Linked DNA regions of Homo sapiens: all the other regions are linked to region 1. Evidence: chromatin contacts called from ENCODE Hi-C or POLR2A ChIA-PET data. All regions are on one chromosome and are shown on one strand. Each heading gives the region's core, a stretch centred on a gene start or an enhancer-like site at or near the end of the contact. The rest is flanking DNA. Distances are from core to core; before and after follow the strand shown.

Region 1 (2,739 bases), core at 163-2,662:
TGTAGTCCCACCTACCTGGGAGGCTGAGACAGGTGGATTGCTTGAGCCTGGGAGGTTGAGGCTTCAGTGACCTGTGATTATGCCACTACACTCCAGCCTGGGCAGCAAAGTGAGACCCTGCCTCCAAAAAAACAAAGAAAGATGTTTCTGTGACCAGGACACTATAGACCAGATCCTAGAAGGTTGTAGAAATTCACTAAAGTAATGCTTCCTTGTCCTCTTGTGGATGATCAGTAGGCTTTCCCCTGGCAATGACCCTATATCAATAAAAAAACTTTTTCTTTTCTTCTTTTCTATTTTTTCGAGAAAGAGTCTCGCTGCAGCCTCAACCTCCTGTGCTCAAGTGATCCTTTTGCCTCCAGCCTCCCAGGTAGCTAGGACTATAAGCATGTGCCACTATGCCTAGCTAGCTTTTTTTCTTTTTAATTTTTTTGCAGAGGTAGGGTCTCACTATGTTGCCCAGATTGGTCTTGAACTCCTGGTCTCAAGCAATCCTTTTGCCTTGACCTACCAAAGTATTAGTATTACAGGCATGAGCCACCAAGCAAGTCCAGACTTTTCTACTTCAAATTAATATTAGTGGGGAGGGAGGTGTTCATAATTTACCTCTCTTTATTATTTCATTTATTCTAACATTGCTACAGTGACAATTCCATGGACATACACCAGCTACTGGCGGGGAAGATCGTTCAGACCAGAAGTGGTAAGAAATCCTTGAATTTTAAATATGTCATAGGTAGTTCACAAAGAGGACAAAAGATACCATTTACTAAACATTCGCCATCTGTTCTGACATAATATTATCATCATTGTAGTCTCCCACTTCCAGATACACTCATCTGCCTATGTTACACTTGCCTAGTAAAAGCCAGCATGGGTGAATCTTACTATTCAACGGAGCTGAACACTGTGATGGAGAGATCATATAAATAAACTGAATGGCTTATCTCACATCCATAATTAGAAACTTAAAAAGTGCTCTCAGCAGCCCATGCTACTCTGTTCCTCACACTAGTTTTACTTTCACTCTCTGTGATAACTTTTCAATACACCAAGACTTCTCAGCTTGCCCCAAATTCACTGAGACATACTGGCGAACTGCTGGTTCAACCATTTACACATCCACCCACCAGACATAAGAGTGCTCATTTCACTGAGGCTTATTATCAACTTGTAAACGTGGTCAATTCAAGACTTCTTAGAAAGGTCTCAGGTCCAAGCTTTGTCCTGAAAAGATAATTCTGATTGCAGAAACTCCCTCCGTCCAGCAGGAAGCGCCAGCACCCTCTGTCGGGGTTGGGCCGCCACGGAGGCTTCACGTGATCCGGCCGTCTCTGCGCAGGAGTGTGGTCTTGCGGAGATTTGACCTACGTACTTAGCGTCATGACGTAGTACGTAGGGGCTGGCTAGCCGCCATCTTGCTTCTTTTTCTCGCTCGCTCGCTCCCCCTCGGAAAGCTGCGAAAGTGCTTTGGCGGTTTGTCCATCCGCAGCTTCGGCTTTTCCAGTCTGGTGGCCCTTCCGGCCACCCCTTTAACCCCAGCTTTCCCTCCCCCTTCTTTCGATCAGAGATCGGCGGAGACCCTCGAAGTGCGCAAACTTGACACTCACCCTGACCGGTAAGGAAAGCGAGGGTGTGGGGGCCGCGATCAAAGAGGGCCCCATCGGGAACGGCCAGAGTGCGGCCTGGGGCGTGGGAGCGCACCCAGACCCTGGCGCCCGGAGGCTAGGGGGCCGCGTGGAGAGGGCCTTGGGTCCGGGCATTTCCCTTCTGTTTGGTTACCATCATCTCTGTGTCTGGGGAAGTCGGCCTCCAGCTTGGGGAGCGGGAAACCGGAGTCAGACCCGCCCCATGTGGTCTGCAGCGGGAGTTCTGGACCGGTCTGTCTTGCTCCCACCTAGACCCCAGTCCTGGCCCTGCGAGGGGATTACGCATGTTGCCGGGTAAGCGAAGGGGGTTTCCGTCTTCCTGGACTGGCGGACGTGAAGTCTTTTTTTTTTTTTTTTTTTTTTAGTGTCGGGTATGCGTTTCCCCAAACAACTGAAGGACTCAGCCGGGGCTTTCACTGTCTACCTCTTCCTGTGTAGTGAGGGTGGGACTTGCAATGAGCAATGTATGGGAGGGTCTGGTTTAAAGACCTGGTTAGATGAGAGGCTCTTCGGGGAATCAAGACCAACCCTACTTCCGCTAGGGAAGTGCTGCCCAACTCCGGAGGAGGATTTGGGTAGTCTTTTCACACTCTAGGCCGCTCCATCCTCTAACTTGCGTGGTGAATCTCGGTAGCTCCCTGTCTTTGAGATAGCGTTGATATTGGTGGTGTCAGGGTAAAGGCCCCGTTTTAGGACTGAAGAAAAGGGCATGGGGCCACTATAGAGACATTGATAGAGTCTTCCTTCCTTTGCATGAGAGGAGTACCTTTAATTTAAAGGGATGTATGTGTGTTTTGACATTATTTGGGATCTTTTGAGGGTCTGACATGCCTGATGTTTGCTGGCTTATAAAGCTACCTGGATTTCCGCATTGGCTGGTTTTCAGCCTGGGTTCATAGATTCATACCTCGTTAGAGTACTTAGAATTGTACAGTAGGCGGCTCTGCTGTAAGATTTTCATTTGGAATGCACCAGAAGAATCGGAGGATTTTTTGATTGTTGAGTACTTAATAGCTTACTCCTGCAAATAAAAATAATAGGGTGATACTAAGCACCTACCAAGCCTAACCCCACCATTTTTCAAAACTAG
Region 2 (2,739 bases), core at 117-2,616, 4.3 Mb before region 1:
GAGACTTCCCTTACAGTAATGCTGGTGAAAATAACTTAGGCCATATTTCCAGATTAACTAGTTAAATATTTCATTTCCTTAAGTGTGCTGGTTGGCGTGGCTCTAAATAATTAGATTACAGGGCGGTCTAATTATTTGGTTCAAACAGTCATGCACACACCCTAAGGCTTAATTACCACGAACAAATCAATCCCACCCCCAAATCGTTGCCTGTCACTGACAATAGCTTTAACTGTACTTGCACAGTTAAAGGAGTCCAACGAGCATTCTAGGACTGATGATTAAAACTTTACCCATTAAAATAATTGCACTCACTTGGAAATCAGTTTTGTTTTTAATTGTAGAACCAGCAGTTCTACCCAATTTAAACTTCAGTCATATCTCTCAAGACAGATTAACTAGAGCTGATTTTTTTTAAACTTTGCTTACCATGAAATACACCTTTCTATTCTTAAAAAACAAACAAACAAACAAAAATAGGGCTTTAAAAATTCGTAAAATAATTAGACCTGGGACTTTGTCCAGGGAATTTCGCCATTTAAGATAAAGAAAACTCAGCAACATTATGTCTAGTTACCAAGAAAGATATGTGCAACGCGAAACCTTTCCCCAATACCATATTTACTCTGAGAAACACAGCAAAATAAAATTCACGATGAAGTTACGATTTCGACATTTTTATTAGTCATCAGCTTACTGCTAGGTTTTAAAAGGTGTTCCAAGGCGGGAAGAAGGCGCGGGGGGAAGCCTCAGAATATGGGGTCTGTTTCGATTGGGGGGAGCGGCGTTAGAGGGGCGTGAAGGCAGAAAGGAAGGGTAGGGCGGAAATTAGCGACTTAATAAGACGCCTAGCTCCCGAGGAAGCCAGCCTGGCGTTAGAAGCAAGTAGAGCAGAAGAGATTTAGGGCTAATTAAAACAATCACACGACACTCCCCCTCGCGTTTGCCGGGGCCGGGTCTCCTGCACTAGCAGAGCCGGGGGCGGGGATTAGCTCGGATTCAAATTTAAAGCGGGAGGCCCGCGTGTGGCTCAGCAGGTGCCTCATGCCCGGCTCCCGTGGCGGTCGTTTCCGCCCCTACCTGCCCAGAGGGCCGGAAATTACCTAGCGAGGAGCGGCTTATCCATTGTTGCCAATGTTTCAACTGCGCGGAAACCCTGAAGAAAGTGCGGAGCACAGGGCACGCGGGCCGCTCACTGCCCTTCCACGCGCCCCCACGTTTCTGGCCGCTGCGCTCCTTGCCGTGCTTTTACAATGCCACAGGCCACTGGGGGAGACCGGAGCGAAGCCAGGAGGGAAGCAAGGCGGGAGGAAAAGGGAGAAGTGTAAGAAGACACAGGCGCCCGGGATACTATATAATCTGGTTCTGAGCTAGAGGGAGCGCATGCGCCGGCGACACTTCTGGCGGCAGGAGAAAGGCGCGCATGCGCAGAGCCGAGACGAAAAATGAAGCCACAGGGTGCCTGGCTGATTGAGGGCGCTGCTTTAGCTACCGAAGGGCCACAGCGCCCCGAAGGCGCGTGCGCAGAGCGCGGGAAGGGGGTGGAGCTCTTCTGAGGGGGCCGGGGCGAACAGAGCCGGCCTCGCGCGCCCCCTGGCGCGCGCCCGGGGAGAGGAAGGAGCGGGAGGGGGCGGAGAGGAGGGAGGAGGCAAGCAGGGCGGGAGGGGGGAGGGGAGCCAGAGCGAGGGAGGGTTTATCGACCGGGCGATTTTGGTTAAAATATTCAAAATGGCGGACGGAGGAGCAGCGAGTCAAGATGAGAGTTCAGCCGCGGCGGCAGCAGCAGCAGGTAATCATTACAGCATTTTACATATTCATATTCATACTCAACCCCGGCTCCCGCTGCCCCCCCCCGCGACTTAGCATAATTTATTAGTACTCAGGATTATTATAATTAACGGCGGGGAGATGGGGGGCCGGGGAGCATTGAGCCCCCGCCGGGCGCTGAGCGGAGGGGGAAAGAGGCTCGGAGCGGCCAGGCGGAGGGGGAAGACAAGGGGCAAAGGGGGCTGCGATCCACTGCCCTCCTCCTGCACCCGGCCCACCCCGCCGCCGCTCGCCGTCTGCCCGTCGGCACCGGCCCTCCTCCTCTGCCGGCCGCCGCTGCCGCCTCCTCGCCGCCGTGCCCGAACCCGAGCGGGTCCGCGGCGGGGCGGCGGGGCCGGGGCAGAGGGAGAGGACAATAAAGACATTTTACATATTCATAGCTGCTGGGCCGGCGGGGCGCAGTAGGGCGCGGGCGGGCGGCCGGGGCCGGGCGGGCGCGGGGTGGGGGGCGTGAAGGGGGATGGAGGCGGCGGCGAGCACAATGCCGGGGAGGCGGCGGGGCCGGAGCGGACCCCGGCGGCCGGACACCCGCACGCGTCTTCCCCCGGGAGCGGGCCCGGGCGGGGGGGCGCTGCCCGCCTTGGGGGGCGGCCCTCAGGGCAACCGGGGGTGCGCGCGGGGAGAGCTCCCTGCCCGCGCCCCGCGCGGGGCTGAGCCCGGGGGTCACGGCCCCAGGCACTTCGGCCTCGCCCCACTGGTCCCCAATGTGGTGGCCTGACCCAAGCCAGGCCTGCTCTCTAGGTGGGTAGGGGTGAGCGGTCGTGGGCGCTGCGAGGTGGCCTGGGGCGGCGGGGGTGGGGAACCCGCGCAGGGGTCTGCGTGCCCCCCCTGGGGGGTGGACTGGATTGGAAGGAGTCCTTGGGGCAAGTTCCTTCCGAGGGGATGTCCTCTGGGGCGGCCCGCGCGCCCCCG
Region 3 (2,739 bases), core at 108-2,607, 3.8 Mb before region 1:
TTGAGTACTTGTTTGTGTACACTAGTAGACGATGTGCTTCTTGAGAGTAAAGCCCAGGTGTTCTACATCCATGGTTCAATTAATGCATTGGTATCTTTTCCAACCTATGGCATTTGAGATACAACTTCAAAAGGATCTGCTGACAGAAATAGGGCAAAGTGGTTCTGGTATTTTTTTTTTTTAAGTTTTTTTCTCACTAATGTTCTTATGATTTCGCTGTACTGCAATGTTAGCTGAAACAGCACAGATATCAGGAATGGCATTGTTAAGACTGACCTTAGACAAAAACCCTGAAGTGAGAGGTTACATTTTGGGTTCTCACCATACTCTTCCCCCGCTCTTGTCCTAATTGTCTAAAGCTTGCTTCCCTTCCTCATCGTATCAGCCTCCCACCTGAATCTTCCCTTTTCCTCCTTCACACTCATCTTTCTTGTGCCCCTGTCCCCCATTTTTCCCTTTTGTAAGCCATTTTCATAAGGATCCTTCCAAATATTTCCCCTATTGATTGGACAACCCGTAGGTGGCAGACTGTTCTGGGCCAAGGCAACCAAGTTGAGCAGGGCCAGCAATCAGTGTCGGGAACTTCTGCAGGGCACTTCAGAATCAGTGTTGGGAACTTCTGCTTTCTATTTTTCACGGACACAGACAGGAACACAGATATGCGAAAGCAAAACAATCAAAAAGCATTTTCATTTGTTTTTCAGGTAGTAGGAAAGAGTTCCAGATTCCCATCCTTCTGAAGCCAGGAGGGAGGTTCCTAAGAGGAGGTTAGGGCAAGATGGAGACTTCTTTTTAAACTAGTAGATTTCGCAAATTGCAACACATACATTATCTAGTCCACGCAAAGGACAGGCCTTGGGGACACGGCACGGGGAACGTGTTCCACCTGGACGACTGAATCAGAAGTCTCTCCCCCATCAATTGAACGCCTCATTATTTTTCTTTCTGTCTTTTCTTTCTTTTTAAGGTAAATGAATTGCTTCTTTTTCGTTAGGTGAGGCCGGCAGAGAACAAGAAGAGCTGAAACGGAGGCGAGGTTAGTACCCAGCAAAGACCTGTGGCGAGGAGAGACAATGAAGAGGACCACGGGACTGGACCCTGAGAAAGGCAGAGGAGACGCTGGCTGGTGGGGCCCGCAGGCGGACAGCCACGCAGGCAGGCGGAAGGCTCGGCTCGGCCTGGGACCGCTGCAGACCCGGCCTCCGCGCGGGGCCGAGGCGCCTGGGTGGGACCGAGGAGGCGGGGCCTTCCCGGCGGACGGATGATGGACAGCCTGACTCTCCAATCGCGTCCTTAAAAGGGTGCGGGCAGGCCAATGAGCGGACAGCGAGGGCCGGAGTGGGGCTGAGGCTTCGGTGCAGAGCTGGAGAGCCGCGGCTGGGACCGGAGTGGGGAGCGCGGCGTGGAGGTGCCACCCGGCGCGGGTGGCGGAGAGATCAGAAGCCTCTTCCCCAAGCCGAGCCAACCTCAGCGGGGACCCGGGCTCAGGGACGCGGCGGCGGCGGCGGCGACTGCAGTGGCTGGACGATGGCAGCGTCCGCCGGAGCCGGGGCGGTGATTGCAGCCCCAGACAGCCGGCGCTGGCTGTGGTCGGTGCTGGCGGCGGCGCTTGGGCTCTGTAAGTGATGCCAGGACCAGGGCTGGGGCCGGGGAGTGGGGCCCCCGGGCCCGACACACGCCCATCGCGGCGGTCGCAGGCCAGGCGCGCGCACTGAGAGCCGAGGTGGGGAGGGGGCGCGGCCTGCGCTCTCTGGGGCCGAGGGGACCCAGCCCATGGGGAACGCGGGCCTCCGCGACTGGCCGGGAAGGCGCAGAGCCTCTTTCTTCTCTTTCCTGGATCCTGGAGTGCGGAGGAGGAGGGGAGAGTGCTTTACCTTGCTCCTTCCCGGGGGGCGGTCCAGGGGAGCGGACCCGGCGGGCGGCTGCGGTGAGCCCTCGCGGCGCACCCTGCCCTCTCCTCGTGGTGACTCTGGATCGTCTAGGCCCTCCCGGATTCTGACTCAGGAACTAGGGTTCTGGCGTTCTTCACCTTTGGGAGGTGGCGGAAAGTTGCAGGTTTTTCATTTGTAGGGCCTTTGTTGATTTGTTTCCTGTTAAGCCAGGGTTTTGTTGTAAGTTCCCTTTCCCATGCTCTCATTCAGTTTTAAGTCTCCGTAATAAAAGAGTCTCATTTCCGTGGTCTGCAAAACGCCAATAAAAAAATATTGTTACTTCTAGGTTAGAATGCAAAGAGCTTGGAATACCAGTGAGATGGCCTGGCTTAAAAGAATTTGGTCAAATCCATCATAATTCCAGACGTAGCCACCATAATTTGACAAGACATAGAGCATTAAAAAGCATAATTTTCCTAAAGGAAAAAAAAAGCTCCTTTTTCTTACCAAATATTGTGACTCAAGCTTAAGGTAAACCTCGGGCTCAATTTATGGGAATTGGATGACTTGTTTTATGGACATCTGAAGTGGTATCTGCCACAGGACTTTTCTGTGTTGTTGTTCAAAGCAAAGTACTTGTTGCTGTCTCCGAATTTAGTTAAATAATAGTTATAAAGAGGGCCAGCTGCTAAGAAACCACGTAGATTTTTTTCATTCCCTTTGTTTTCAAAATGTCAGTTATGATTTAGCATCACAGTATCTGAATACCAGAGTTTACTCAGTAATTTCTTTCTTCATGGAAAAGTTCTTAATATAATCCTTGGATCAGGGAAACTAGGTGAAGTTCTGTTGGATCACCAACTGTTCC
Region 4 (2,739 bases), core at 158-2,657, 3.7 Mb after region 1:
GAAAACTTTGTGTTGGTATTATGTGGAGGCCTAAGGAGAAGGAGCCATATCTAACCTTCAATGAAAGAGGAGAGGAGAGAGGACAACATCTCAGGAGGAAGAGGGAGAGAGGAGGTAAGAGGTGAGCTGACAATAGGAATTTGAAGAACATTTGAACCCATATTAGAAACACTGGAGAAAATATTAGACTTCTCTGACATAGCATGTTACCTAGGGGCTCAGGCTATTTTTTTAGGGGAGGCTGACCCCAGGATATTAGTAGAGTAGCGGATATTCTGATTTTGCACATAAAATACTTGGCCCATTACTGACTTATCTTACATGGTGACTTCTGCTATTATTATTCAGAGTTGAAATAACTTGCCAAGGGAAGTAAAGTTTGGCATGGCAATTGGCATTCAGAACCAGGCTTATCTGAGTCTTAATATCTTCATTTTTTCCACTCTACCACATTTATTTCAAGGACTATGTACTTGGTACTAAGTCTTTATTTAGAGTATTAAAGCCAAATGAAAGACCTAGTGGCAACTTGCAGCCAAGTTATATGATGATGCACCCTACATCACCTAAGGCAAGGCAGGGGCATTTTTAGAACTGGCTGGGGATCGCCCAAGCACAATCTCTCTTGATTATTTTGGGGTCAAGTCTCCAGAGAGCATAAGGCCCTAAAGTCCATCTCTGTTCCAGCACTTTAAAAATCTTGTTTATATGCTAATTGTACTCCACCTTCAGCTGGGGTTCTATCATCTGTCAAGTAAATAGTTTTGATAATGAGAAAAGCAACCAGAAACGCAAATGAAAGGAGACAAAGAGTGTGAGTGAGCCGGAGCAAGTTTAGATGAAACTTACAAATTCCTGCTGAGAGCCACATTGTCTCCTACGTAAACTCACACATTTATTTTTATTTATCCTGGCATAAAAAGCTTTCCTTGCATTAGTATTGATACTGTTAATGTTTTATAGGGTGTAGAGGTCATGGTCACATTGAAATCCTCCTTCGGTAGATGGAGGATTCTTATTTTTATTGAAAAATATACTGAGTTTGAGTCAGACTGTCATTTACCCCTACCAAGGACCTGAGAATTCTTCAGTGGTGTTGGTGACCTTTAGCCCTCCTTCCATTGTTAAAATACTCTCCTCTATGTCCCCCAAAAGTGAGACTCTTCAACCCTTTTTTCTTTTTTTTAATTTTTGAGATGGAGTTTCATCTTTAGCCAGGGTGGAGTGAGGTGGCGCAATCTCGGCTCACTGCAACCTCCGTCCCCTGGGTTCAAACGATTCTCCTGCCTCAGCCTCTGGAGTAGCTGGGATTACAGGCACGCACCATCAAGCCTGGCTAATTTTTGTATTTTTAGTAGAGACAGGGTTTCACAACCCCTTTTTCTTAATTGAGACCTAGATCTTCTTGAAGACCCGACTTCCTCTGCAGCCTCCACCAATAGAGGCTACTCATTGTACATTCCATGCATCCTCCACCCCTGAAAAAGTTGCTGTTTTCCTAACTCACACCTCCACCTCCAGATCAGCACTCATTAATCTTCTGATGGAAGCTTTTTTTTCTTCTAAGTCTTATCACTCACTCATATCGTGTTCTTTCCTCCTGGTCACTGACATCAGCCTATGTCCTGGTTAGTTCCTGTATTAGTCAGGGTTTTTTTAGAGGGACAGAACTAATAGGACATATATATATATATATATATATATATATATATATATATATATACTTAATAAACTCCCCTTTATATATATATACACACACACATATATGTATAATAGAGTATATATAATGAACTTCCCTATATAAACACACATATTCACACACATATATATACACACACACATATACATGTGTATGTATATGTGTGTGTGTTTGTGTATATATACACATATATGTATGTATACACACATATGTATGTATACACACATATGTATGTATACACACATATGTATGTATACACATATATGTATGTATACACACATGTATGTATGTATACACATATATGTATACACACATGTATGTATGTATACACATATATGTATGTATGTATACACACATATATGTATGTACATACACATATATGCGTGTATATATACACATATATGTATGTATATACACATATATGTATGTATACATATATGTATGTATGTATATACATATATGTATGTATATATACACATATATGTATGTATATACACATATATACATGTATGTATATATACACACATGTATATATACACACATGTATATATATGTATGTGTATATATACACACGTATATATGTATGTGTATATACACACATGTATATATACATGTATGTGTATATACACACATGTATATATACACATGTATGTGTATATACACACATGTATATACACATGTATGTGTATATATACACACATGTATATATACATGTATGTGTATATATACACACACATGTATATATACATGTATGTGTATATATACATATGTGTATATATACACATATATGTATATATACATGTGTGTATATACACACATATGTATATATACATATATGTGTATATATATACACATACACACATATACATACACATGTACATGTACATCTATATACATATATGGGAGTTTATTAAGTATTAACTTACACGATCACAAGGTCCCACAATAGGCTGTCTGCAAGCTGAGGAACAAGGACCCACAATAGGCCGTCTGTAAGCTGAGGAGCAAGGAGAGCCAGTCCAAGTCCCAAAACTGAAGAA
Region 5 (2,739 bases), core at 155-2,654, 3.7 Mb after region 1:
AGGCCAAAGAAACTTTTGTTTTACAACGCATCTCTTTCCTAAAATTGTATCTGGGATGGGGACAGAGAGGCAGAATTTCAGACAAAAGGAAAGACTTGGTCAGATTTTCCTGTACAGCTGCCTCTCCAGCCCAGCACTGGGTGAAGGGCAGGCACATCAGACTAAGTGGTTGATGCAACTGAACCAGTTTAAAGGCTGGTAAGACGCTTGCAGAAGTCTTTAGATAGAACTTGCAAACCATTTGCAAAAGGGTTAGGAACAGGTTGCATCAATGCTATGTTTAAGTCCTGCTCTTTGTAACTCAAGGCTCTCCCATTATCTAACAGAACTTCAGAATGAGGGTTCCTTAAAATTAGCTTCAGGTCCTTATGAGCTGTAGCTGAGCAAATGAAATGCAACTGCTTTAGAAGGGAGGAGCTTCCAAGATGCTCCAGTGGTCTTTTCCTTCCCTTCCTCGTATAACGCAATCGGTGGCACAATCCCGCTAAGTAGCATGGCATGCTGGCTGCCGGTGTTCTGTTAAATTAGGGTGAGTGCTTGTCTGTGCTTCAGTTTCCCTTTCGGTTAGGCAGGACTGGTCTTCCCACTAGCTATCATCTATAGTTTACTTAACTCTATTATCATATGATGAATCCCGTAAAGCTCTTCAGAATGTTAGGGAAACAGGTCCTATTATGTCCCCCACTCTACCTTCATGGGTGGGATGGGGGGTCTGGGGGTGGGACCACTGAGAGTCAAAGAAGTTAGGAAGTAATCTGTGTCACAGCAAGCTCCCTGGAAACTCTCAGAATAGCAAACAGGTTTCCTCTCCGCCCCTGGCTCCACGCCATATTTTCGTTTTGGCTAGTTCCTTAGCTCCAGAGAAAATCTGGCTTCACCTAGAATGGTTTAGAAACACCTAAGCCCGCGATGCTTTCCGGAGGGTCTCAGGCCTTAGCTTTCTCAGTAAAAAACAGAATTTCCATGTGTCCCCTTCAAAGCGCTCCTACCGGCAGCTGGAGTAAGGTAACTCCACCGCCGACCTCCGAGGAGTTCATGTGGACTCAGCCCAGGCGCAGAGAGGAAGACTCCTGAGAGTCCTCGCGAAGGAGGGAAACACACCAGAACTAAAGTTGTGAAGGCGCAAGAGGCTACTTAGGAATAATTCCTTGTATCTCTGGGGCAGGTCTCATCCTTCTAAAGACAGGAGTGACTGGGCGTCTTCTTCCAAACAGAGGGCGCTTAAAAATGTATTTTTAAAAAACATAACAGAAAGTCCTGAAACTCACCTTTCGGTCCGCGGAAGGGCTTCCTGCAGGCCCAGGGAATCTCCTGGTTGCTGCCCCGTCTGACAGCGCCCCGGGCCCTGGAGGGAGGTGTGGGTTCCTTTTTGGTTGCCTCTGCACTCCCACCCCGAGCCAGGTCTGGCGTGTAGGGCCCCGGCGCCGGCCAAGGTCGTGGGAGCCGCCCGCCCCGCCCCGCCCCGCCCCGCTCCACCCCCGCGCGTACCTGCCGCTGCCGCCGAGGGCAGCGCCCTCTGTGTTCCCTGCCTTCCTACGGGCCGACGCCTGGCATAGTTGAGGTTTCGCTCCAACTCTGTCCTGCCCCTGATGTCACAGGCACAACTTCCTGAATCTGGCTCGCCGTTCCGCCCGCTCCAGGGGCTCGGCCCAGGCTTTCCACCCTGGGCCAGCCCACCTCGGGTGCCTCTGGCCTTGGGCGCACACGCCCCAGACGCGCCCTCCCTCCCCGTCTTCCCGCCGGTGGCTCCCCACTCCCCGCCCCCCGCCATTACGTGTCCTTGCCCCCTCAGTCCCGGAACACGCCTCCTTCAGGACACAGCGGCTGCGGAGCCAGCCCCGGTGTCTCTCACAGACGCACCAGTGTTCCAGGAATGGGACACAGAACTCCGGGCAAACCCGGCTTCAGGGAAAACAGCTGCCTAAATAGAGGGCCTTCCTGGAAGGGGTGGGAGGCGTTGGAGAGGGATACCATGCGGCAGGTTGGGTGAAGGCTCCGATGTCTTATCGGGACAAATGAGCATGACAGTCCCCTCTAGCCAACGCCGGTTGCTCCAAGGGGTGCAGGTGACATCTCAGAAGAGTCTTTGTCTCTGCTGCCTGGAGGCGCTAAGGAAAACTGCGCCCCAGGAGCTGTCTGTCACAAGCAAATGACGGAGGGGAAAGCTGACTTCAAAAAGTTCTCAGGGGTTCTTCCCTCTCATCCTCAGCTGCTCTCCATCTACTTTCTATTCAGATCTCTTGGCTCTAGTTCCGAGCACATGGGATGCTAGGAAATGAAAAGACCTGCGCCCCTTTGAATAGGGGACTCCAGACACAAAGCTCTGATGATTCAGAGCTTGTTCAGTGCCTCCAGGGATACTGTGGGTGGGAAAAGAGGGGGATGCCAGGACCTGGCTGTGGATCATTTCAGGGGCCTCCTCAGTGTCATCCTGGGAGGTCCTCCCTGACAAGGGCCTGAAATGCTGTTCCCTCGACTGTATTTGCCAGGTACACAGGTACCAGGTGCCAGGTGCTGAACCAGGACTTGCCCTCCATCGACTGTGCCTGAGTATGGGTGTCCTTTGGCTTCTCCAAGTGGGCATTAAAATGACTGCTGCAACCAACTGTCACAACTGAGATTCAAGAGATTCCTTTCTGTTTATTCAGGAGAAACCACGTGGCTCTGAGTTGAAAGGCCAAAGAGAAAACCCACCATCCAGCCTGAAACGCCAAAAATGGCTAGAAAAAGAGGAAAATA

What was found. A loop is a pair of places that touch in the nucleus more often than their neighbours do. ChIA-PET counts read pairs that join two places held with the same protein, here RNA polymerase II (POLR2A). Pooled maps may share reads with other maps.
Region 2: a map of CD8-positive, alpha-beta T cell shows a loop between it and region 1 (20-fold over the local background). The contact joins the promoter of POU2F1-DT here to the promoter of PRRC2C in region 1. A Hi-C loop is called at or near these places in 3 of 168 maps with a recorded cell type or tissue (CD8-positive, alpha-beta T cell and naive thymus-derived CD4-positive, alpha-beta T cell) and 7 of 50 pooled maps.
Region 3: a map of naive thymus-derived CD4-positive, alpha-beta T cell shows a loop between it and region 1 (12-fold over the local background). The contact joins the promoter of MPZL1 here to the promoter of PRRC2C in region 1. A Hi-C loop is called at or near these places in 1 of 168 maps with a recorded cell type or tissue (naive thymus-derived CD4-positive, alpha-beta T cell), 1 of 37 single-sample maps with no recorded cell type and 8 of 50 pooled maps. POLR2A ChIA-PET finds 5 or more read pairs at or near these places in 1 of 52 experiments (activated CD4-positive, alpha-beta T cell).
Region 4: a pooled map shows a loop between it and region 1 (8-fold over the local background). The contact joins the enhancer-like site here to the promoter of PRRC2C in region 1. A Hi-C loop is called at or near these places in 1 of 50 pooled maps. POLR2A ChIA-PET finds 5 or more read pairs at or near these places in 2 of 52 experiments (B cell and K562).
Region 5: a map of naive thymus-derived CD4-positive, alpha-beta T cell shows a loop between it and region 1 (4-fold over the local background). The contact joins the promoter of KIAA0040 here to the promoter of PRRC2C in region 1. A Hi-C loop is called at or near these places in 1 of 168 maps with a recorded cell type or tissue (naive thymus-derived CD4-positive, alpha-beta T cell) and 6 of 50 pooled maps. POLR2A ChIA-PET finds 5 or more read pairs at or near these places in 1 of 52 experiments (T-cell).

What each region holds. Positions count from the first base shown.
Region 1 is chr1:171,484,118-171,486,856 of GRCh38, forward strand. PRRC2C (proline rich coiled-coil 2C) reads left to right here and starts at 1,413. Exons shown (of 35, transcript NM_001387844.1): 1 at 1,413-1,618. RefSeq lists enhancers at 1,002-1,311, 1,218-1,966.
Region 2 is chr1:167,219,170-167,221,908 of GRCh38, forward strand. POU2F1-DT (POU2F1 divergent transcript) reads right to left here and starts at 1,367. Exons shown (of 1, transcript NR_185889.1): 1 at 662-1,367. POU2F1 (POU class 2 homeobox 1) reads left to right here and starts at 1,717. Exons shown (of 16, transcript NM_002697.4): 1 at 1,717-1,789. The coding sequence starts at 1,729. RefSeq lists an enhancer at 1,300-1,409 and silencers at 1,590-1,689, 2,040-2,189, 2,410-2,689, 2,700-2,739.
Region 3 is chr1:167,720,625-167,723,363 of GRCh38, forward strand. It overlaps MPZL1 (myelin protein zero like 1), which reads left to right and starts at 1,358. Exons shown (of 6, transcript NM_003953.6): 1 at 1,358-1,618. The coding sequence starts at 1,528. RefSeq lists silencers at 998-1,367, 1,758-1,827, 1,858-1,997 and an enhancer at 1,686-2,186.
Region 4 is chr1:175,229,329-175,232,067 of GRCh38, forward strand. No RefSeq gene overlaps it. Among named protein-coding and RNA genes, the nearest start is that of KIAA0040, 38 kb to the left of the region's middle. Within about 2 kb of position 1,408, at least 2 of the 41 ENCODE cell types and tissues checked have a DNase peak (open chromatin) inside an H3K27ac peak, as active enhancers do; they include B cell, where a contact is called at or near this core.
Region 5 is chr1:175,191,372-175,194,110 of GRCh38, forward strand. KIAA0040 reads right to left here and starts at 1,405. Exons shown (of 4, transcript NM_014656.3): 1 at 1,269-1,405. RefSeq lists enhancers at 608-657, 798-847, 1,088-1,237, 1,958-2,067.